Regions from separate parts of the Homo sapiens genome. Here region 2 is linked to region 1. The links are chromatin loops, found by intact Hi-C in ENCODE. Cell type or tissue: HepG2. All regions are shown on one strand. Links, peaks and the distances in the headings refer to the core of each region. The heading gives the core; the rest is flanking DNA.

Region 1 (12,091 bases), core at 2,717-7,716:
GCTCAGATACATATACTTGAAGGAAGACCTAAGTTAGCTGGAAAATATTATATTTAGTTCCTGGTCTTTAGCATGACATGTGAGTGGTTCTCAAACTTTGCTGTAAATTAGAACTTCCTGGGGAGCTTTCAGAATCCAAACACTGAGGCTATACCTCATAACAAGCATATCGAAATCACTGGGGATTCGGTATATTTGCTTTTTAAAAAACACTGCAGGTGAATCTCATGTGTAGCCAGTGCTAAACCAGAGATGCAAGGCATGGCTTCTCCAAATTTATTGTATTCATGAATGACCCTGGTATTTTGTAAAAATGCAGAATCTGCATTTTTTGGTTGGTGCAAGTTAGGACCCAAGATTACGCATTTTTAACAAGCTCTCAGGCAGTGCCGATGCTGATGCAGATTACACTTTGAGCTACAAAGATGGACAGCAGTTCTCCAACTGTGGTGTGTTGGAGAGTTTGTTAAAACACAGATTGCTAAGTCCCACACCTAGAATTTCTGATCCAGTAGGTGTGGAGCCTAAGAATTTGAAGAAATACTTAGGTGTCTAACAAGTGCTTAGATGATGCTGAAGCGGCTGTTCTGGAAACCACAGCACCGCCTGATGCAAAATCTGTTACATGGGGGTTGGAATGGAGTTGAGTGAGCCAATTGCTGTATCTGCAACAGGTGGCCACCATGTGGAGTTGCTAATGAATTCATAGTGTATATTCCATTTGGATCCAATAGACAGAGGGGGACTCTGAGGAGTCAGTGAAATGCAATTACTTATTCTAAATCCAGTTACCTTTATCTACCTACCTTCCTTTCATCCATGAAATTTCTGCTGAATTAGCTAGAGAGACCTCATGGAAACATATAGCTGTGTGGTAGAAGCAAGGAGAAAAAAAGAGGGAATATTTGTCTTCCGTGTCCCAGTAAACAGATAGGACTACTTATCTCCACATTTTACTCTTTGGAAAATGAAAGCAAAGTATATGAATGATAAACGAATGGTGGAGATAATCTGTGGCTCACTTGGTCCCCATGGGAGGAGATTTCAAGTGACATCCAGCTCACTGCTAATTTATTAGACACACATCAGATGCTGGGTATTATGTCTTCACTGCAATGCACTCAGAGCCTGGAGAGGAGGGAGTGAGTAGGTTTCTGAATGCATCACTAGCTGACAACTTTTAAAAAGGGTTTTATCATAAACTAGGGATATAAAATAGGTGTACAGCAGTAATCATCTTCAAATGATGCGTTTCATTGTAAATTACCATATCAGATTGAGTTTTTTTGTAAATTATTTTATTTCTTCCATGATGATTTAGTGGGACTATCTTCAAGCCAGTAGAAATATTTCATAAATAATATCTGGCCGTTTTCCCCCTTTTTTTTTTTTTTTTTTTTGAGACGGAGTCTCACTCTGTCCCAGGCTAGAGTGCAGTGGCATGATCTCGGCTCACTGCAACCTCCGCCTCCGGGGTTCAAACGATTCTCCTGCCTCGGTCTCCTGAGTAGGTGGGATTACAGGCACGCACCACCACACCTGGTTAATTTTTGTATTTTTAGTAGAGACTGAGTTTCACCATGTTGGTCAGGCTGGTCTCCAGCTCCTGACCTTGTGATCCACCTGCCTCAGCCTCCCAAAGTGCTGGATTACAGGCGTGAGCCACCACGCCCGGCCTATCTGGCCATTTTCTAACCAATTGGGTAATTTGTTGCACAGTAAAACACCTCACATCTTTCAGCAAGAAATATATTAAATTTGAATAGTAAATACATTACATAATGAATTAGGACACAATTAAAATTTGCTTTAAATATTTCTTTGGGGGAGAGGACACTTCACTTCTACTCAATGAAGAGTAACATTTTTACGGTCCAGAGGTCTTTTATTTTTTTTAACTCCGATTATGCCATGAACTCATAGGGAATAGGTTCCAGCAGCTCAGGCTCCTTCCCATTGGTTCTCACAGAGTGTGCTTCTCTGGGTGGAGCTGGCTGGTCCTTCAGTGGAACCCAGGTCCCTTTCTCTTTGGCTTCTTCCTTTTTATGCTCATTTTCCTTCACACATTTCAAGAAGTTATCTCAGCTCTTAGAGTGCTTAATGTGTTCAGTACACCCATTTATTCTCTGGGCAAGAATCTTGCCCTTAACTTGTTTACAACAATGCCAACAGCATGCTGGGGAACACTGTAGACCCTTCCAGTTCTGCCGTAATAACACTCGTGGGGCATTCCTTTTCAAAAAGTACCCATTCCTTTGATGTCTGCAATATCATCTTTCTCATAGATTCACATATACATGCCCAAAGGAGCAACTCCGTGTTTTCTAAAAGGCCTAGAGCACACATACTGCGTGCCTCCTCTTTCCCTTTGTGTTCATCATTTTGGTGAATTACTAGAAGACGGTGGGTCCGGCTGAAAAGATCAGATAGAGTTTTACTCATAATCATGGCTTGGGATCATTACTTACCCTTTAGTAGGACATCTACTACCTCCCCTTTTTCCCCTCTTCTACATCACATTTAGAGACCCCCAAAATCGAGGTCCAGTCTCTCATCTATGGTCTGCATAAGCCAAATGAACCTGAGAATACTATGATGATCTGAGGCTCCATGGTCTCCATTTACTGAGGAATTGAGATAGGTAGGCATGTTGACTTGAAATGCAGGAGGCTTCAGTAACATGGGGGAAAGAATGCCATGTGGGAAGAACGTTTGACCAGTAGTTTCTGATTCTTTTCTTCAGTTTCAACTCAAAATGACTACAATGTTCTTCCCCTAACTTGCCCTCAGCGATTCAAAGCATGTTCTCTCACACTAGCAGAGAGTCTATTCAAACTACTGAAAGGCATGGCATACTTCTAGGCCTTGGGAATGTAAAACCTATATGACAGTGAGCTGTTTTTACTCACAACCTTCCTGCCCTCTTAATACCAAATGAGAGAGATCTTTTGGTTTTGGTTTTGGTTATTTTTTTCCTCAGAGGAACCGATTCTCTGATTCTCCAGGCACAAACCGGGTATTCAAAAATTCTATCCCATTCTGACACTACCTACCTAGAGTCGGTGCAGACACCACAGGTTACCAGGTTACTGGCTCAGTCCCACATGACTTCCCTCCCCCATTTCGGATGCCAGCCTCAAGTTCCAGGTCTCTTGAACCCCTGAGCACCCAGCTATAAATCAGGCATTTCCATGGCCCCCTCCTCAGGTTCAATAATTTACTAGAAAGGATCACAGAACTCAGGAACACACTTTACTTACATCTACCAGTTTATGAAAAAGGATACAATACAGGAATAGCCAAATGGAGGAGATGCATAGGACAAGGTATAGGGGGTGGGGAGCTGTAGGTGAGCTTCCATGCTCTTTCCGGGTATGCAACCCTCTAGCACATCGATGTGTTCACCAACCTGAAAGCTCCTGAACCCCCAGCATTTAGGACTTTTTATAGGGACTTCATTACCTAGGTATGACTAATTAAATCATTAGCTATGGGCAATTAACTCAGTCTCCAGCTCCTCTCCCCTTCTGGGAGATTGGAGGTGGGTCTGAAAGTCCCAACCCTCTAATCACGTTTTGGTCTTTCTGGCAACCAGTCTTCATCCTGAAACTATCTAGGGGCCTACCAAGAGTCACTTCATTAGAACAAGAGACACTCTTACCACACTTACCACTCAGGAAATTCCAAGCACTTTAGGAGCTCTATGCTAGAAACTAAGGACGAAGACCAAATATCTTTCCATGACACTATAGACAGAGGCTACAACCTTTAAAGTTCTTGCGACTAAGTTTAGAGGTAGGATGTGGACATAATGATATAATTAACAATACAATGATGTATTATCTTTGAGTATTATGGACCCAAAGTGTTATAGGCATTCATAAAAGAAAGTATTCAATCACCAAGGGCTAGAATAGCCTGGATCAACCCAACCTCCAGGGTGGCTGTGAAGGTTATTGCACTTACTCCATGCCAGGTTAGGCACAAACACAAAGAAAGAAAACCCTGAAGCTCACTTTTTCTAATCTGAGCGATGTTGGGGGTGGGGAAGAGAGTAAAATCAAGAATGAAGTAAGATGCCTAGATTTCAACCTCCCCATCTCCATTCTGTGCTGGAAACTTGAAGAGAGGGGCATACAACAGGGAGGTAGACAGAAAGGAAGCTTTAGAAACATTAGAAGAGTGACATTGAAAGACACTGATCTGCCTTTCTAGTCCCAGTGAAGAGTAAACTGTGACCCTTCAGAGAAACCTCAGCCTGTCCACACAAACACCAACACAAACATAGTACAGCAGTGACAGCACTGGAGAAGACAGCAGAAAGAAAGACGGTGCAAGAATATTTCAGTCCACCACACCTTGCAAGAGGTGCAAAGGAGCCCAAGATGTAGTCTACGGAGTCTGCAAGGAGATGCAGAAGTTCTGAGAGAAACTGTCAAATAGCAAAGGATCAGAAAGGAAGGGAAGGTGCTTCTGAAGATCTTTGAAAATGAAAAGCACCTGGAGGGATTGAAGAGCACTCCATAAAGCCTGGCAGTCATACCTCAGCAGGAATCGATCAAATGGGCAGACCTCTCTGGCCACCCCTGCTGTAAAGGCCAGTGACAATCCAAAGTTCACGCCAAATGTTTAGTCAGATGAGATAATTTCAAGGGAGAATCCCTCCCTTCTTTATCAAACCGGTAAGTTCAGAGGAGAATATAGATGTGTTCTATGATCCTAAGAGAAAAGACATGGTTGGGTATATAGATACAGGTTAAGCAAAAATACAAAAGTAAAAATTGGAGCTACGCTAGTCAACAAAAACTCAGGGGCAGTGTAGTCTGAGCCAACCACATGGGAGGAAGGAGTGGAGCTGTCAAAGACAGAGAGGCTGCCACAGTCAACTTTCACCTCAGCATTTTGTTGTAGAAATTGAAGCTCAAAGGCAGGATGGATGGCAGTTTGTGATTTGTAAAGATGTTCAAAGAGATTTTTAGTGATACCCGAACTCTATTGCCAATTCACTATTCACACATCAGATGCTAGGAGTTGTGTTATCAACACCATGTGGCAAGAAAACTTCGTTAAAAAAAAAAAACCTTCTAAATGTTATCATTGTATTGTCAGTTAATGATTATCAAAGAGAGACAGCAGAACAGCTTTAAAGTAGTTGAATGCACACATAGCAGCCAAGGAAGGGGAGAGCTTTATGAAAGAGCAAGTGGTCAACCACGCTGAATGTCTCAAGAAGCCTGCAGTGTAAGCTAAGGCCACTTAAGAGATCGAGGGACAAGCAGCAGCACAAAAAACGGGTGGGTGGGAGTGGAGGGACAGAGGGAACAATGACACTTCCACTAACAGGAGGAATTTTCCAGTTGAAAAGAAAGAGGGTGTATTCAAAGGGTTCAGAGAAGGTTTTTAAAATCACCAGTAACTTAACATCAATTTTGTGGGTTTCTAAGTTAGGAAAACCTTGTTCGTATGTACAGACAAAGAAAAAACAAGGACTTGGAGGAGGAATGATACAGGATGTAAGAGAAAGGGAAATGTTGGAGGGAACAAAGCTCTGGAGGCAGAAAGTGGTTGTTCAAGAAGGTGGATAATGAGGGAGGGGAACTCCTCTTCCAAAACAGCAGATGTGGAGGAGAACAGAATGGAATTATAGACCATGAACAGTGGACCAAGAGGCTGTCCTTGCTGATGGCACAGTTTCATAAGCTTGGCACTATTAATGCATTGGGCCAGACAATTCTTTGTTGTGGGGCTGTCCTGTGCAGGGTGTTTAGCAGCATCCTTGATCTCTACCCTCTTAATGCCAGTAGCAAACCTCCAGCTGTGGGTTTGCTCCAGACATTACCAAGTCTCCAGACATTACCAAGTATCTTCTGGGGAACGCAGGTGCAAAATTACCCTTGGTTGGGAACCACTAAGTTAAAGAGATGGATGGGAGGCACCCGAGTAAGGAAGCTGCTCCCATATCCCAGAGGGCCTCAAGCCTCCAAGGGGTAAGTTCATACAGGGCAAAGGAAAATGTGTGTGTGCAGGACACTGGGATGAAAACTGAGGTGTGGTTTATTAAAAATGAAAAGGGCTTTAAACCCTCTAGGAAAAGCTCCCTCACTCTGCTGTGGTCTTGATGCAGCAAGGTCACAGTGCCTGGTTAGAGCCATTCACTAACTTCTCAGAAAGGTAGCCATGTGTCTTGCAAAATCCTCGACTCTGGTACATATGCTGTGGTAGCTGAGATTTACAGCTGACACATCCCTGCTTTTGTAAAACTCTGTAATCTATTTCTTATGTTCAAAAGCTGTGTGGGATGTTTGTTGACAGCAAATTATTGCTGCTTCTGACATTTAAAATTGCACATGAAGGGGCAAGAGGAAGGCACATACTGCCACAAAGTGAGTTCTTACAACCTCCTCAGAGCCCCAAGGCCACCTGCCTGTTACATGCCCTGGATGGTAACTGTGGCCACCAGGCCAAGACAGATGTCTCTGTGTGAGTATGGTTAGTCTCCATGTTCTTGGTGAAATTCAGTGGGATAGAGATGGGAAGACCTAAATTACAAGATTGGGGAAACCGGGGCAGTTCCAAGATGGCCAAATAGGAACAGCTCCAGTCTACAGCTCCCAGCATAAGTGACACAGAAGATGGGTGATTTCTGCATTTCCAACTGAGGTACTGGGTTCATCTCACTCGGGCTTGTCGGACAGTGGGTGCAGGACAGTGGGTGCAGTGCACTGAGCATGAGCTGAAGCAGGGCAAGGCATCGCCTCACCCAGGAAGTGCAAGGGGTCAGGGAATTCCCTTTCCTAGCCAAGCAAAGCTGTAACAGGTGGCACCTAGAAAATCGGGTCACTCCCATCCAAATACTGCACTTTTCCAATGGTCTTAGCAAATGGCACACCAGGAGATTATATCATGCGCCTGGCTCAGAGGGTCCTACACCCACAGAGCCTCGGTCATTGCTAGCACGGCAGTCTGAGATCAAACTGCAAGGTGGCAGCGAGGCTGGGGGAGGAGCGCCTGCCATTGCTGAGGCTTGAGTAGGTAAACAAAGCGGCTGGGAAGCTCAAACTGGTTGGAGACCACAGCAGCTCAAGGAGGCCTGCCTGCCTCTGTAGACTCCACCTCTGGGGGCAGGGCATAGCTGAACAATAGGCAGCAGAAACCTCTGCAGACTTAAATGTCCCTGTCTGACAGCTTTGAATAGAGTAGTCGTTCTCCCAGCATGGAGTTTGAGATCTGAGAAGAGAAAGACTGCCTCCTCCACTGGGTCTCTGACACCTGAGTAGCCTAACTGGGAGGCATCCCCAAGTAGGGGCAGACTGACACTTCACACGGCCAGGTACCACTCTGAGACGAAACTTCCAGAGGAACAATTAGGCAGCAACATTTGCTGTTCAGCAATTTTTGCTGTTCTGCAGCCTCCGCTGCTGATACCCAGGCAAACAGGGTCTGGAGTGGACCTCCAGCAAACTCAAATAGACTGCAGCTGAGGGTCCTGACTGTTAGAAGGAAAACTAACAAACAGAAAGGACATCAACACCAAAACCCCATTTATACGTCATCATTATCAAAGACCAAAGGTAGATAAAACCACAAAGATGGGGGAAAAAAAGAGTAGAAAAGCTGAAAATTCTAAAAATCAGAGCGCCTCTCCCCCTGCAAAGGAACGCAGCTCCTCGCCAGCAACGGAACAAAGCTGGACGGAGAATGACTTTGACGAGTTGAGAGAAGAAGGCTTCAGACGATCAAACTTCTCCGAGCTAAAGGAGGAAGTTTGAACCCACGGCAAAGAAGTTCAAAACATTGAAAAAAGATTAGATGAATGGCTAACTAGAATAATCAATGTAGAGAAGTCCTTAAATGACCTGATGGAGCTGAAAACCATGGCACGAGAACTATGTGATGAATGCACAATCCTCAGTAGCCGATTCGATCAACTGGAAGAAAGGGTTTCAGCGACGGAAGATCAGATGAATGAAATGAAGTGAGAAGAGAAGTTTAGAGAAAAAAGAGTAAAAAGAAATGAACAAAGCCTCCAAGAAATATAAGACTATGTGAAAAGACCAAATTTACGTCTGATTGGTGTACCTGAAAGTGACAGGGAGAATGGAACCAAGTTAGAAAACACTCTGAAGGTTATTATCCAAGAGAACTTCCCAAACCTAGCAAGGCAGGCCAACATTCAAATTCAGGAAATACAGAGAATGCCACAAAGATACTCCTCGAGAAGAGCAATTCCAAGACATATAATTGTCAGATTCACCAAAGTTGAAATGAAGGAAAAAATGTTAAGAGCAGCCAGAGAGAAAGGTCGGGTTACCGTCAAAGGGAAGCCCATCAGACTAACAGCTGATCTCTCAGCAGAAAATCTGCAAGCCAGAAGAGAGTGGGGGCCAATATTCAACATTCTTAAAGAAAAGAATTTTCAACCCAGAATTTCATATCCAGCCAAACTAAGCTTCATAAATAAAGGAGAAATAATATCCTTTACAGACAAGCAAATGCTGAGAGATTTTGTCACCACCAGGCCTGCCCTAAAAGAGCTCCTGAAGGAAGCACTAAACATGGAAAGGAACAACCAGTACCAGCCACAGCAAAAACATGCCAAATTGTAAAGACCATGGATGCTAAGAAGAAACCGCATCAACTAACGAGCAAAATAACCAGCTAACATCATAATGACAGGATCAAATTCACACATAACAATATTAACCTTAAATGTAAATGGGCTAAATCCTCCAATAAAAGACACAGACTGGCAAATGGGATAAAGAGTGAAGACCCATCAGTGTGCTGTATTCAGGAGACCTATCTCACGTGCAGAGACACACATAGGCTCAAAATAAAGGGATGGAGGAAGATCTACCAAGAAAATGGAAACTAAAAAAGGCAGGGGTTGCAATCCTAGTCTCTGATAAAGCAGACTTTAAACCAACAAAGATCAAAAGAGACAAAGAAGGCCATCACATACTGGTAAAGGATCAATTCAACAAGAAGAGCTAACTATCCTAAATATATATGCACCCAATACAGGAGCACCCAGATTCATAAAGCAAGTCCTTACAGACATACAAGGAGACTTAGACTCCAACACAGTAATCATGGGAGACTTTAACACCCCACTGTCAACATTACACAGATCAATGAGTCAGAAGGTTAACAAGGATATCCAGGAATTGAACTCAGCTCTGCACCAAGCGGACCTAATAGACTTCTACAGAACTCTCCCCACCAAAGCAACAGAATATATATTCTTGTCAGCACCACATCCCACTTATTCCAAAATTGACCACATGCTTGGAAGTAAAGCACTCCTCAGCAAATGTAAAAGAATAGAAATTACAACAAACTATCTCTCAGACCACAGTACAATCAAACTAGAACTCAGATTAAGAAACTCACTCAAAACCACTCAACTACATGGAAACTGAACAACCTGCTCCTGAATGACTACTAGGCACATAACAAAATGAAGGCAGAAATAAAGATGTTCTTTGAAACCAACGAGAACAAAGACACAACATACCAGATTCTCTGGGACACATTCAAAGCAGTGTGTAGAGGGAAATTTATTGCACTAAGTGCCCACAAGAGAAAGCAGGAAAGATCTAAAATTGACACCCTAACATCACAATTAAAAGAACTAGAGAAGCAAGAGTAAACACATTCAAAAGCTAGCAGAAGGCAAGAAATAACTAAGATCAGAGCAGAACTGAAGGAGATAGAGACACAAAAAACCCTTCGAAAAATCAATGAATCCAGGAGGTGGTTTTTTGAAAAGATCAACAAAATTGATAGACCACTAGCAAGACTAATAAAGAAGAAAAGAGAGATGAATCAAATAGATGCAATAAAAAAAGATAAATGGGGTATCACCAACTGATCCCACAGAAATACAAACTACCATCAGAGAATACTATAAACACTTCTACGCAAATAAACTAGAAAATCTAGAAGAAATGGATAAATTCCTGGACACATACACCCTCTTAATACTAAACCAGGAAGAAGTTAAATCTCTGAATAGACCAATAACAGGCTCTGAAATTGAGGCAATAATTAATAGCCTACCAACCAAAAAAAGTCCAGGACCAGATGGATTCACAACCGAATTCTATCAGAGGTACGAGGAGGAGCTGGTACCATTCCTTCTGAAACTGTTCCAATCAATAGAAAAAGAGGGAATCCTCCCTAACTCATTTTATGAGGCCAGCATCATCCTGATACCTAAGCCTGGAAGAGACACAACAAAAAAAGAGAATTTTAGAACAATATCCCTGATGAACATTGATGCAAAAATCCTCAATAAAATACTGGCAAACCAAATCCAGCAGCACATCAAAAAGCTTATCCACCATGATCAAGTGGGCTTCATCCCTGGGATGCAAGGCTGGTTCAACATATGAAAATCAATAAACGTAACCCAGCATATAAACAGAACCAAAGACAAAAACCACATGATTATCTCAATAGATGCAGAAAAGGCCTTTGACAAAATTCAACAGCCCTTCATGCTAAAAGCTCTCAATAAATTAGGTATTGATGGGACGTATCTCAAAATGATAAGAGCTATTTATGACAAACCCACAGCCAATATCATACTGAATGGGTAAAAACTGGAAGCATTCCCTTTGAAAACTGGCACAAGACAGGGATTCCCTCTGTCTCCACTCCTATTCAACATAGTGTTGGAAGTTCTGGCCAGGGCAATTAGGCAGGAGAAAGAAATAAAGGGTACTGAATTAGGAAAAGAGGAAGTCAAATTGTCCCTGTTTGTAGATGACATGATTGTATATCTAGAAAACCCCATTGTCTCAGCCCAAAATCTCCTTAAGCTGATAAGTAACTTCAGCAAAGTGTTAGGATACAAAATCAATGTGTAAAAATCATGAGCATTCTTATACACCAATAACAGACAAACAGCCAAATCATGAGTGAATTCCCATTCACAATTGCTTCAAAGAGAATAAAATACCTAGGAATCCAACTTACAAGGGATGTGAAGGACCTTCTCAAGGATAACTACAAACCACTTCTCAACGAAATAAAAGAGGACACAAACAAATGGAGGAATATTCCATGCTCATGGATAGGAAGAATCAATATCATGAAAATGGCCATAATTCCCAAGGTAATTTATAGATTCAATGCCATCCCCATCAAGCTACGAATGTCTTTCTTCACAGAATTGGCAAACACTACTTTAAAGTTCATATGGAACCAAAAAAGAGCCCGCATTGCCAAGTCAATCCTAAGCCAAAAGACCAAAGCTGGAGGCATCACGCTACCTGACTTCAAACTATACTACAAGGCTACAGTAACCAAAACAGCATGGTACTGGTACTGAAACAAAGATATAGACCAATGGAACAGAACAGAGCACTCAGAAATATTATCACACATTTACAACCATCTGATCTTTGACAAACCTGACAAAAACAAGAAATGGGGAAAGGATTCCCTATTTAATAAATGGTGCTGGGAAAACTGGCTAGCCATATGTAGAAAGCTGAAACTAGATCCCTTCCTTACACCTTATACAAAAATTAATTCAAGATGGATTAAAGACTTAAATATTCGACCTAAAACCATAAAAACCCTAGAAGAAAACCTAGGTAACATCATTCAGGACATAGGCATGGGCAAGGACTTCATGTCTAAAACACCAAAAGCAGTGGCAACAGAAGCCAAAATTGACAAATGGGATCTAATTAAACTAAAGAGCTTCTGCACAGCAAAAGAAACTACCATCAGAGTGAACAGGCAACCTACAGAATGGGAGAAAATTTTTGCAATCTACTCATCTGACAAAGGGCTAATATCCAGAATCTACAAAGATCTCAAACAAATTTACAAGAAAAAAACAACCCCATCAACAAGTGGGCAAAGGATATGAGCAGATGCTTCTCAAAAGAAGACACTGATGCAGCCAAAAGACACATGAGCAAATGTTCATCAACAATGGCCATCAGAGAAATGCAAATCAAAACCACAATGAGATACCATCTCACACCAGTTAGAATGATCATTAAAAAGTCAGGAAACAACAGATGCTGGAGTGGATGTGGAGAAACAGGAACACTTTTCCACTGTTGGTGGG
Region 2 (12,091 bases), core at 3,443-8,442, 480 kb before region 1:
CCTCACTCCCCTAGTGAAAGGGTGGGACAGGATTCGTGACTTCAGTGAGGAGTTGAAGGGAGTGAGGTCAGCCTCCCTCCACCACCCTCAAGTTATCAGAAACAGGATGAGGGGAGAGTAATTTAAAAATATATGTAATTAATAGTTAAGTAAAATTATTGTAAAACATTTAAATGATTTTATAATATACAGTTTATAAAAAATATGAGATATTTATGTTTCTGAATAGGAAACATGAGTTTTCAAGCTTGAGAATTGGCCCATTAGAGAACTCATTTTAGTTCTGAGTTGAGAGTTTGGCCAGCGGCTGGGGAAAATGAATTCCCTTCCCTCTTTGAGCCAGTACATAAAGGAATTTGGAATATTCTTAGATATTTATCTTGTATCCACCGTGTATCAGGAACTATCAAGTTTGAGGATATAGTAGTGAACAAAAGAGATCAAAATCCCTGCCCTCAAGAAGCAGGCCGGGCTCAGTGGCTCACGCCTGTAATCCCAGCACTTTGGGAGGCCAAGGCAGGCGGATCACGAGGTCCAGAGATCGAGACCTCCCTGGCCAACATGGTGAAATCCCGTGTCTACTAAAAATACAAAAAAAAAAAAAAAAAAAATTAGCCGGGCATGGTGGCAGGTGCCTGTAATCCCAGCTACTTGGGAGGCTGAGGCAGGAGAATCGCTTGACCCGGGAGGTGGAGGTTGCAGTGAGCCGAGATCTCGCCATTGCACTCCAGCCTGGGCAAAGAGTGAAACTCTGTCTCAAAAAAAAAAAAAAAAAAGCTAACATTCTAGATAATAACTACGATAAAGACATAAATTAATAAATAAATAAGATAGTGTAAAGGATGCTGTGAAGTCCTGCCCAGGTCTCCCTTCAATGAATAACCTGCTGATGGCTGCTGATAGGGCTGCCACAGGTGACTTTAGTCCTTACAGGGATTGCCTCAGCTTCAGAGAGCTGCCTTGTCCAGTGCAAATCCAATGACTGATTTAGGACTGGAAGACCTGGCCTGAGCTCTGGACAGCAGGAGCCTGTGCTGAAAAGCCATTTCCTTTCTCGCTTCAGGACTGCCATGGGATTGGCCAAGGATTTCATTGAGATCTGCATGACAGCCTGACTTTTCCGTTTGCCCGTTCCTGCTTTTGTCTCCTTTCCACACAAGACTAGGACAAGGCTGTCTCTTGGATGGAGCTCATTGGATGCAAAATTTAGAGACACCCTCACTCCCAGGGTCATGCAGGTGCAGAGTTGCTCAGGGATTACATTTTATTTCAAAGTAAAACATTTTTAAAAATACAAGTGACCCTCAAATGCTACATCATACTTTTAACTTGGTGAAGATGCCTTAAGCAAAAATTCAGAATCAAAATTTAGATTAAATTTCAATCCTATATGATGGCATAAATGCAAATAATTTAAGTGAGATATCAATTCAATAAATAAATAAGTCTAGATTCTAACTCAGGCTTTCTGGCTCCAAAGGCCCTGCTCTTTCCATGGGTACAATGTTTGAAGACAATTCCTGCAGTAGGGTTACACTGTGAATCTACATTTTGGTTCTTATAGTTTTCTCTCCATGAATCAATAGGTCAGCTGAGTGGAGCTCTGACCCTAGAAACAGAAGTTAGACATTAAAAAAAAAAATTAAAGTACCCTCCCAACCCTTTTCAAGATATCATTATCAAATTTTATAAAAATAATTCAATTAAGTACCATGTAGCCCCGTTTTATTTTTTAGGAGCTCAGTTAAATCCTTCAGAATTATCTGGTGTATGTGAGTGTGTATGCGTGAAAAATATTGTGTTTTTGAATTGAATTTGCATTTTTTACTTAAAAAATAAAATATATTTCTCCAAATATGAACCACTGAATTTCCAGAGTAGATACATACAATAAACTGGGGTACCCTGTTTAGATTAAAACCCTATTTGAGAAAAAAAAACTATCCATGTACTTTAGTTTTTTTTTTTTTTCATACAAATGTATTTGCCTAAAGAAGGTCATTTTCACCGACTAGCATTTTGTCAGAAAATTTGAAGGACTCAAGTGTACTTCTGTGGATCTGCTGGCCAAAATGTGACATCTGTTATTCCCTAAAACCAATGTGACCCTTGTACACAAGAAATGCTCCAGAAAATACTATGGGAATTACAGACTAAGACTAACTCTCGTAACTGAAAAACTGGTGGATTAACAAAATTTTAAAATAGTCATTATAGGCCAGGCGCGGTGGCTCACACCTGTAATCCCAGCACTTTGGGAGGCTGAGGTGGGCGGATCACGAGGTCAGGAGATCAAGACCATCCTGGCCAACACAGTGAAACCCTATCTCTATTAAAAAAAAAAAAAAATTATTCGGGCGTGGTGGTGGGCGCCTGTAGTCCCAGCTATTTGGGAGGCTGAGGCAGGAGAATGGCATGAACCCAGGAGACAGAGCTTGCAGTGAGCCGAGATTGTGCCACTGCACTCCAGCCTGGGTGACACAGCGAGACTCCGTCTCAAAAAAAAAAAAAAAATTCATTATATATTTGTCAACACTTGTAGAATGTACAACACAGAGTCAACCCTAATATAAACCATGGACTTTGGGTGAATGATGTGTCATGTAAGTTCATAGACTGTAACAAACATACCATATACCATGGCGGGGGGTGTTGATACTGGGGGAGGCTAAGTGTGTGGGGGGTGGGCAGAGGGCACATGGGAACTCTGTACTTTCTGCTCAATTTTGCTGTGAACCTAAAACTGCTCTAAAAGATAAAATCTATTAAAAATAAAAAAATAAAAACAGGATAAGAGGAAGTAAAAATATTGTGATGACCTGATTCATTGAACACGCATAGCCTCCAGACCCACTCTGACACTGGGAACTCATTGATCCTTTGTGCCTCTCTCCTTTACTCTCTACTGTGACTCCTCCAGGCCCCCTTTCCTCTTAAACTGCTATTTCTGCTTCCCATAACCATAGTCCCCTCTCAATGGAAGCCTGTTCTGCTTTACAGATGATCAGACTCTCTTCTCACTCTCACACTCACTGGCCCTGAATCGCCTCTCATTTCCCCTAGAATCCTGGAGGGAGAGACTCTTCCCTTGAGGTCCTATAAGGTTAACCCCTTCATATACTTTCTGGATTGAATCGTAATCCCCTGAAATTCAAGTCCACCTGGAACTTCAGAATGTGACTTTATTTGGAAATAGGATCTTTGCTGATGTAATTAGTTAAGAAGCAATATACTGGACTAAGGTGCGTCCTAAGTCCAAAGTGATTACCATTCTTGCAAGAAGAGGAGAGGACATACAGAGTCACAGGACATGGTGGGATGTAGCCCATGTGAAGATGGAGGCAGAGACTGGAGTGATGCTGCTACAAGCCAAGGAATGCTGAGGATTGCCAACCACCACCAGAAGCCAAAAGAGGCAAGGAAGGGTTTCCTCCTTAGGGCCCACAGAGAGAACACAGCCCTGCCAACACCTTGGTTTTAGACTTAGAACCTCCAGAACTGGGAGAGAATGAATTCTGTCATTTAAAGCCACTTAGTTTGTGACATTTTGTTATGACAGTCCCAGGAAACTAGTACAGATTTTAATAACAGTAGTCATTCCTTTAGAACTCCACATCCATTATTACTATTCTTTCTACCTTCAAGTTTTCCTTGTGCTCTTTCACTTGTCTTCATTCATGTTCAGTCTATCCTAATATATATATATATATTTTTGAGACAGGGTCTCACTCTGTTGCCCAGGCTGGAGTGTAGCAGCACAATCACTGCAGCCTCAACCACATGGGCTCACGCAATCCTCCTGCCTCAGTCTCCTGAGTAGCTGAGACCACAGGTGTGTGCCACCACACCTGACTTTTTTTTTTTTTTTTTTTTTTTTTTTGTAGAGATAGGTTCTGACTATATTGCCTAGGGTGGTCTTGAACTCCTGGGCCCAAGTGATCCTTCTTCCTTGGCCTCCCAAAGTGCTGAGATTATAGGCATGAGCCACCATGCCTGGTCATAAATTAAAAAACAAAACAAAAAAACAAAACAAAACAAAAACTCTCAGTTTTGGCTTGTCTTGATAGTCCTTCAATAAACTGCTTCCATTTCTCACTTCCAAACACCTTCTTTTCTTTGTAATACTAAATTCCTAAATATGCTTAAAGCCCTTTCAAAACTATTTATTGTGTATCATATCAAGTTCTCACTATTCTGGCTTGCTGTTCTAGGCTTTCCTTAGTTTCATCCTGAACTTCTCAGACTCCTTTACATGTTTGCTGCGACCAGACAATCCTACTTCTGAGTCTTCTCTCATGCTATTTCCCTTTTATTTCTGGAATGCCTGGAAGCTCTCTGCAGTCTTCCCTTTGCTCTGTCTCTATAAAGCCTACTTAGGTTTCAAGACTCAACTTGAGGGCTCTCTTCTCTCTGAAGATTTGTCCTTCTTCTTCTAATACACTTGTTTCTTTATTTTCTGAACTCCTTTTATAGTGTTAGTCACCACCACATTTATGTATCTTCTTGTTTGCTAATCATTTTGTGACTTCTTTTAATCCATCTGACTTGATTTCAAGGTGTTTAGTACCAAAGACCATGCCTTTATACTTCTTTCTCTCCCCTCCTAGAGTTGAGCACAATGATGAACACACATTAGGATTTAAATAAATTCACCTTTGTAAGTTCCAGGGCAGTCATGGACTATTCAGCAAACATAGACAATGATTTCTGTTAGGAGACAACAGGCTTTATCTACTAGAATTCTCTGAGCGGGTCAATAAGCATGCGGACATCATTTCTTAAACTTTTCAAAAACCTTGACAATTTTCCACACCAGAGGTTATTTAAAGATAAAAATGAGTCATGATGAGATTGTGGGGAATGTTTTGTCATGGTAAGGGAACTGGCTTAGGGTTCGGAAACAGCCTGAACCACTGCTTCTAGTAATGAATTCCATATGTTTACAACCTTCCACCCAGAGAAAATGGGGCCCTTCTCTGAAAAAGGAGGTCATATGGAGGGGAACCCCAAAAGGGTGCACATCTGTTTTATTTAGCATGTTTGGGAGGAGAGCTCACAATGAAATCTTTCTCAGAAATAGTGTCAATCAAAAGAGGGAACACTCGAGAAAACTTTGGTAGGGGTACATGTCATCAAAGATGTGACCAATGAGTCTGTGTTCTGTTCAATGACAAGAGAGACCCCTAGAGAAAATGCAACACAGGCTAGTTTTAGGTGCTGAATTCTGAGCTATCTGTTACTAGCAAGCAAGGGAACCAGGACATTCGGTTCTCTGGAGAGGCTAATCATTTGGCACCTCTTCAAACAGTGTTAAAGTATTTGCTAAACACTTATTTAGAAGAAAGGCTTAAGGCTACCTGGGAGAAGAGCCAAGAAGGCGGCAGCTCTAACTTCTTTTCTGTTGTCCTGAGACATTCATTTCAACCCCAAAGTTGCATATCCATATCATGGAAACAAAATAACAACTCTGCAGTTGACTGAACCCACCTTCCTCAGGGACTGTCTACTGTAACTCTATTAGGAGTTCTGGACTCTCACCTCCTCACCATTGCTATTCCAAATGGACTCCTATTGCTATATTGCTATTCCAAAGAATATCACTATTCCAAATGTACTCCTATTTGATAAAAGGAATTTTAACATAACAGTTGCTTGTTGCTAGAAATTAGTCTTGGGAGGAAAAGAGAATACACAAACAATCTGAAAGATTTGAATGATCTGAAAGAAAGAGGGCTTTATGGCAGGAGAAAGTATGACTCCCACCTGAAGTACAAGATGGAATCTAGAACCATCACGAGCCACTGTACTAATACAGGTAAGACAGGCCTGGGACCACCAGACCTGATGTAGACATTTCCAGGGGCTGGCAAGATGTTGATAGCTGTGGGACTAGGTGTTGCAGCCTTTGCAATTGAATATTTTACAGCTGCATATTTCAAGTCTGGAAACTTCTGCAACAAGTAGTCACAGAACATGTGAAAATTTCAACCCCTAGCCTTTCATACTCCTATAAAAAGGATTTAAACAGACAAAATGGGTAGGCGAGAAGCTAGTCTTATTTTAGGTGTAAGCCCATCTGCTGGTAAAGCTGAGATTAGAATGCTTCATAGAAAAATCATGATTTCAAATTAAGCGGATAACAATGACTCTCTTGTTTAGCAACCCAAATATACAAAGCAGAAGTCATGCTAGATTGAGCACCAAACAGTGATGTGCAAGGAGAAAGCAGAGCCTTTTCGTTCTTTCTTTTTATTAAAAAAAAAAAGTCCTATACAATGATCACATCCATTTCTTTTCAGGCAACTTAACAACAAATGATTAGCACAGACAAAAGAATTGAAGGAAGGAAGAAGCCGAATCCTTGGTGGTGAGTGCAGAAGAGGAATTTGCTCTTGGCAGGGCCCTCGTGATAGAGGAGAAGCTGAGTCAGGGATTCACGGAACAGAGCAATAAACAGATGGCCGCGCTGAGAGCAGTAATGACTGGACTTTCCAATGGCATCAAAAAGGTTTTTTTTTTTGTTTTCACCTCTCAATAACCGTGAACAGATATTTTAAGAAGTGGCAACACGTTAGAAAGAATAATTAATCTTTCCGGCTGAAAATAATTGTAACAGGAGTCTATAAGATCCCGAAAGTAGGAAGCTATACAATTGCTTCCTCAATACGAGCATCTGTTTAACCTTGTAGAGCAGGCACAACGTAATAGTCAATATGCTGCAACCCGGGGACACCCTGTTGGACAAGGCACTGCCCTAGACTTCATGGAACTCACCATGAAACTCCTTGTGAGAGGGACAGAAGCATGAGCATGCATATAGGAAGCCTTCAGTGGCCTCCTTTACTCCCATCCCCATTCACTACTACTCTCTCCACTCCAAGCCTGTGGCAGCTTTGTCCATCTTTCTTTATAGCACAGGTTACATTGAATTATGGCTGCCTGTTTCCTTGGAGCTCCTTAAAGTTATACACTATATTTTGCAGAATACATATTCATTGGCTAGTTAATTAAATTAATGGAAGAAACATATCCCTCAAGGGGATTTGAAACACCATACAAAAATACCTAAGAGTGACAGAGTAAAAATAAATCAGTGCATAAATAAATAAAATCAGTATACAGAGAAAACAGGTTAGAAAAAGTAAGATATATCCAGAGTAAGAAGATACTTCTTTTGAAAAGAACAAGAATGTTAAAATTTGAATTTTTTATAGAGACAGAGTCTCCCTACGTTGCCCACACTGGTCTCAAACTCCAGGCCTCAAGCAATTCTTCCTTGACCTCTCAAAGTGCTGGGATTACCCACCACGCCTGACCGGAAGAAACTCTTAAACTGAATTTTGCAGGGTGGATGGAGGTTTTTGGGCAGAGAAGTGAGGTTAAAGGAATTCTAGGCAGGGAGTTCTGGCATGTACCATGTTTGAATAACGGTGATGCTGGAAGCTGGGGTGGAGGGGGTGCTGATGAGGCTTGAGATTAGTGGGAGCTGCACTGTGGAAGGCTGTACAGAACAAGTTATGGATAGGAATTTATCTTGTGGGAACCTGGGAGCCAAAAATCATCATGATTGGATCCACATTTCAGAAATGTCTCTCTAGCAGCAGGGTGTTGGACAGATAAGAACATAAATTATGGAAGGCTGTCAGTTCCTTCTTTAATATCAACTCTCCTCAAATCTCTCATCATGTTTTCTATGAACATCAGAAGGAGACCTCACCTCTTATTTTGCAATTTTTGAATAGAACAAAAAAAAACTATTTGATGTGAACTTTTTGGAATACTTGGCTGCTCCCTCAGTCAACAAGAAGTACAACCACCCTCAAGTTCATTCCTCCTAGCCAATGAAAGAGGTACCTCTTTTCCTGCCTAAGACTCATTAGTTCACAATATCTGGTCAGGCATGTGGCTTCCCTTCGCTCCTATCTTTTGCCCCTTCTCTGTCCTGGCTCCTTCTTAACCAATAAAGCATACCCTTCCTCAGACCCTAGGTTCCCCTCAGATCATAAACTCTCCTTTTTTCCACAGTTAAGTTGCTGGAGATTTTCTACATTCACAGTCTGTATTTCTTCTCTTCTAAGTCACTCCTCAACAAATTTTTATTTGGATTTGATACCAAATTGCTCTTGCCAAGATTCCAGTAACCTCCAAGTAGCTAAGACTAAAGAATACTTCCATTATTATCTTATTCGACGTGACTGTAGCATTTGAAACAGTTGACTATTGCCTCCTTGAAACTCTCTCTTCCTTCATTTCCTCTTTCCTTTTCCATATAAAAAATATTTTTGTATTTCTATATGGAATACTATGATTAAATATAAATATTGTAATTACAACCCCAGCTTTTTTTGCAGACCTAGAATCCCATGCTTATCTCTTAAATGTTTATGTTTTCTAGAAATACTTCTCTGGACCTGAGAAAAAAGATGGATTAAAGGGACACATTTACGCATTATTAAAAGATGGGTCCACATGAAACCATCATTGGGATGACATTCAATAAGGAAGAAAAAAGAATAATGATACAATCCTAAGGAATATCAATATTCATGAAGTTGGGAAGAGAAATCAGGTAACACAAAGAAAGTGCAAATCAGAGGAGCAGATGGACAAAGTAAAGACAAGCATCAAGAAAGCCATGGATGAAGAGTTTTAAGAGGGAAGTGCCCTTTGGAAAGGTGAAGTACAATAATACATAACAAGCTCACTAGATGTGGCAATTAGGATACCAGTGTGGCCTTTGAGGGGACAATTTCAATGGAGTAGTGAAAACAGAAGAACAGAGAAGCTCCCTTACACCACTTACATGGGCTACTGAGAGAATGGGAAGTTAGCAAATGGAGACATTAATTTTCTATTTCATTTTCAAAAACCTTGGATGACACAGAGGGAGGGGGAGGGAACAATTTGAGTAGGAATAATGTTAAGGGAGGTCCTTGTCTCAATCTTTTCCTGCTGCTATAACAGAAGGCCTTGGACTGGGTAATTTACAAACAACAGAAATTTATTTCTTACAGTTCTGGAGGCTGGGAGGTCCAAGATTAAAGCAACAGAAAATCTGATGTCTGGTGAAAACGCCCTCTCTGCTTCCAAGATGGCGCCTTGTTGCTGTGTCCTCACAGGGCAGAAAAGATGGAAGAGCAAAAGGGACCAATGCTCTGTGAAGCCTCTTTTATATGGGCATGAATCTCATTCACGAAGGTGGAGCCCTCATGACCTAATCACCTTCTAAAAGCCCCATTGCTATCTTTTTTTAAAATTAATTAATTAATTTTTTATATCTGTAGGTTATTGGGGAACAGGTGGTGTATGGTTACATGGGTAAGTGCTTTAGTGGTGATTTGTGAGATTTGGGTGCACCCATGACCCAAGCAGTATACACTGCACCCCATTTGTAGTCTTTTATCCCTCCCCTCCTTCCCACCCTTTCTCCCTGAGTCAAGGCCCCACCTCTCAATACTATCACACTGGTGATGAAATTTCAACATGTGAATTTTGGAAGAACACATTTAGACCACAGCATCCCTTTAGGATAGTGGAGATTTGAACACACTTATAAACCCCAGGCAATCTTAGAAACTGGAAAGAAGTAATCTTACAAAAAATAAAACAAAGTGTTAGTTTATACAGATGTAATTAATAAATAGAGTCCTCCTAAATGGATATTCATTAAAGAATCATTTAAATAAATTGAAGTGCTACCATTTTGCAGGATTTTTCTTTGGTCAATGAATATGACCAAATATTATAAAAATATTTTCTGAGCATTAGCGGGCTTTGTGTATTCAAAGTATTAATGGGATGCAACATCATGAAATGTAAGACAAGTTGGCAAGTGTTGATGTAGTGGGAAGGGTCATGAAATTGGAATCTGGAGACCCATATCTGTCACCGACCAATCATTTAAGCTCTTCAGATCCCTAGTCTTCCATTTCAAGTTGAGGAGAGGAGGTTGGCCAAGATGGTCTAGTCTTCCCTAGGTAATTTTTGGGTTTTTTTGTAATTTTTATTTTAAGTTCTGGGGTACATGTGCAAGATGTACCCCAGATGTGCAGGTTTGTTACATAGGTAAACATGTGCCATGCTGGTTTGCTGCACCTGTCAACCCATCAATCCCTAGGTATTTTGTAAGGGCTCCTTTCAACTCCAGTAAATTTGGTTGTTTCTCAAGCTAGATTTATCTCATTCCAAGGTCTATGGACATATTCTCCTGGGTCTTTGAGTTCACAATGAAAAATCCTGAATTTTATATTTTCATTTTAATAATAAAGGACTAAATTTTTGATAATATGAAAGACAAACCCATGTCTGCTGATTTCAGCACCTGCATTTATTTTTGTATTTACAAATGTATTAAATACATGTAGTTTGGCTTTTTGATATCCTAAAAGGATTTCAAGTAAAATTTAGTAAGTTGGAAAGCTTCTCTAGTTACCTGTGATTGTTTGTTCTATTTTCTTTTTCTTTTTTTTTTTTTGAGACAGAGTCTCGCCCTGTCACCCAGGCTGGAATGCAGTGGTGTGATCTCGTCTCACTGCAACCTCTGCCTCCTGGGCTCAAGCGATTCTTCTACCTCAGCCTCCCAAGTAGCTGGGACTGCAGGTGCGTGCCACCATGCTGGGCTAATTTTTGTGTTTTTAGTAAAGACAGGGTTTCACCATGTTGGCCAGGCTGGTCTTGAACTCCTGACCTCAGGTGATCCGCCTGGCTTGGTCACCCAAAGTGCTGGGATTACAGACGTAAGCCACCTGCCCAGGCTAGTTTGTTCTATTTTCAAACTGATAACCTACATTCTGGATCTACCAATAAATTTATGTTGAATTATTTCATCTCATTAATGACAAAACTTTAATTTTACATCAATAATTTTCAACTAAAAGGTGTTTCCATAAGTTAAGATTTTCATTTATTTCTTTTCTTTTTTTGAGATGGAGTCTCGCTCTGTCACCCCAGCTGGAGTGCTGTGGTGTGACCTGGGCTCACTGCAATCTTTGCCTCTCAGGTTCAAGCGATTCTCCCACCTTAGCCTCCCGAGTAGCTGGGATTACAGACATCTGCCACCATGCCTGGCTCATTTTTTCTTGTGTTTTTAGTAGAGGCAGGGTTTCACCATGTTGGCCAGGCTGGTCTTGAACTCCTGGCCTCAAGCGATCCACTTGCCTTGACCCCCCAGAGTGCTGGGATTACAGGCACAAGCCACCACACCTGGCCAGGTAAGACTTTCATTTCTTTCTTTCTTTCTTTTTTTTTTTTTTTTTTTGAGATAGAGTTTCACTCTCGCTGCCCAGGTTGGAGTGCAATGGCACAATCTCAGCTCACCACAACTTCCACCTCCCGGGTTCAAGCGATTCTCCTGCCTCAGCCTCCCAAGTAGCTGAGATTACAGGCATGCACCACCACGCCCAGCTAATTTTTTTGTATTTTTAGTAGAGATGGGGTTTCTCCATGTTTGTCAGGCTGGTCTCAAACTCCCAACCTCAGGTGATCTTCCCACCTTGGTCTCCCAAAGAAGACTTTCATTTCTTAAGTGATTTAACATATTGATACTTTGACGTGACACCATGGAAATAACATATGGCATCAGTCTTCTAGCCTCAAGGGCTAGAAGAAGATGCTCAGATCAACCCAAGGTCAAAAGACATTTTATTGCTCTGAAGAAACAAAATCTTTGCAGAAATTTGAATGAAAAAATGCGGTGGCAAAATGGAGTTTTTACATTACAAACAATACTACAGGTGCATGGAACTGAAAAGAACCTTTGCCATTAACATCAGTACCCTTTTCACATCAAGCGAGAGGTTTCCATTTTAATGAAACAACCTGGCTGGGCGCAGTGGCTTATGCCTGTAATCAAAGCACTCTGGGAGGCCAAGGCGGAAGTATCGCTTGAGACCAGGAGTTCAAGACCAGCTTACATTAAATTACTTTATTTGATTATTATTATTATTTTGGTTTGTGGTTTGTACTTAATTTATAATTTTATTTTTATTTGATAGTTGTATAAAAACTATAGATATAAGTAAGGGGTTTGTACATGGATTTATGCTTATAGATATTTAAGTAACATTTTGATTAAATAATTTAGGTTACCATG

Evidence for each region. Hi-C counts contacts between places; a loop is a spot of excess contacts. Peaks named below come from ENCODE experiments on the same cell type or tissue, not always from the same donor. Only the 100,000 strongest peaks of a DNase experiment are listed, where the experiment ranks them.
Region 2: a loop joins it to region 1, with 18 times the contacts of the local background. A loop is called at or near these places in 1 of 110 quality-filtered maps.

Annotation. Positions count from the first base shown.
Region 1 is chr5:67,598,944-67,611,034 of GRCh38, reverse strand. It overlaps the pseudogene RPL21P55. Among named protein-coding and RNA genes, the nearest start is that of LINC02242, 42 kb to the left of the region's middle. In HepG2, for the core only: no CTCF peak of the experiment used is centred there; DNase peaks (open chromatin) are centred at 4,624 and 5,024; H3K4me3 peaks cover 1,605 bases.
Region 2 is chr5:68,081,278-68,093,368 of GRCh38, reverse strand. All of the region lies in intron 1 of LOC124900990 (a long non-coding RNA gene), which reads right to left. Among named protein-coding and RNA genes, the nearest start is that of LINC02219, 100 kb to the left of the region's middle. In HepG2, for the core only: no CTCF peak of the experiment used is centred there; no DNase peak of the experiment used is centred there.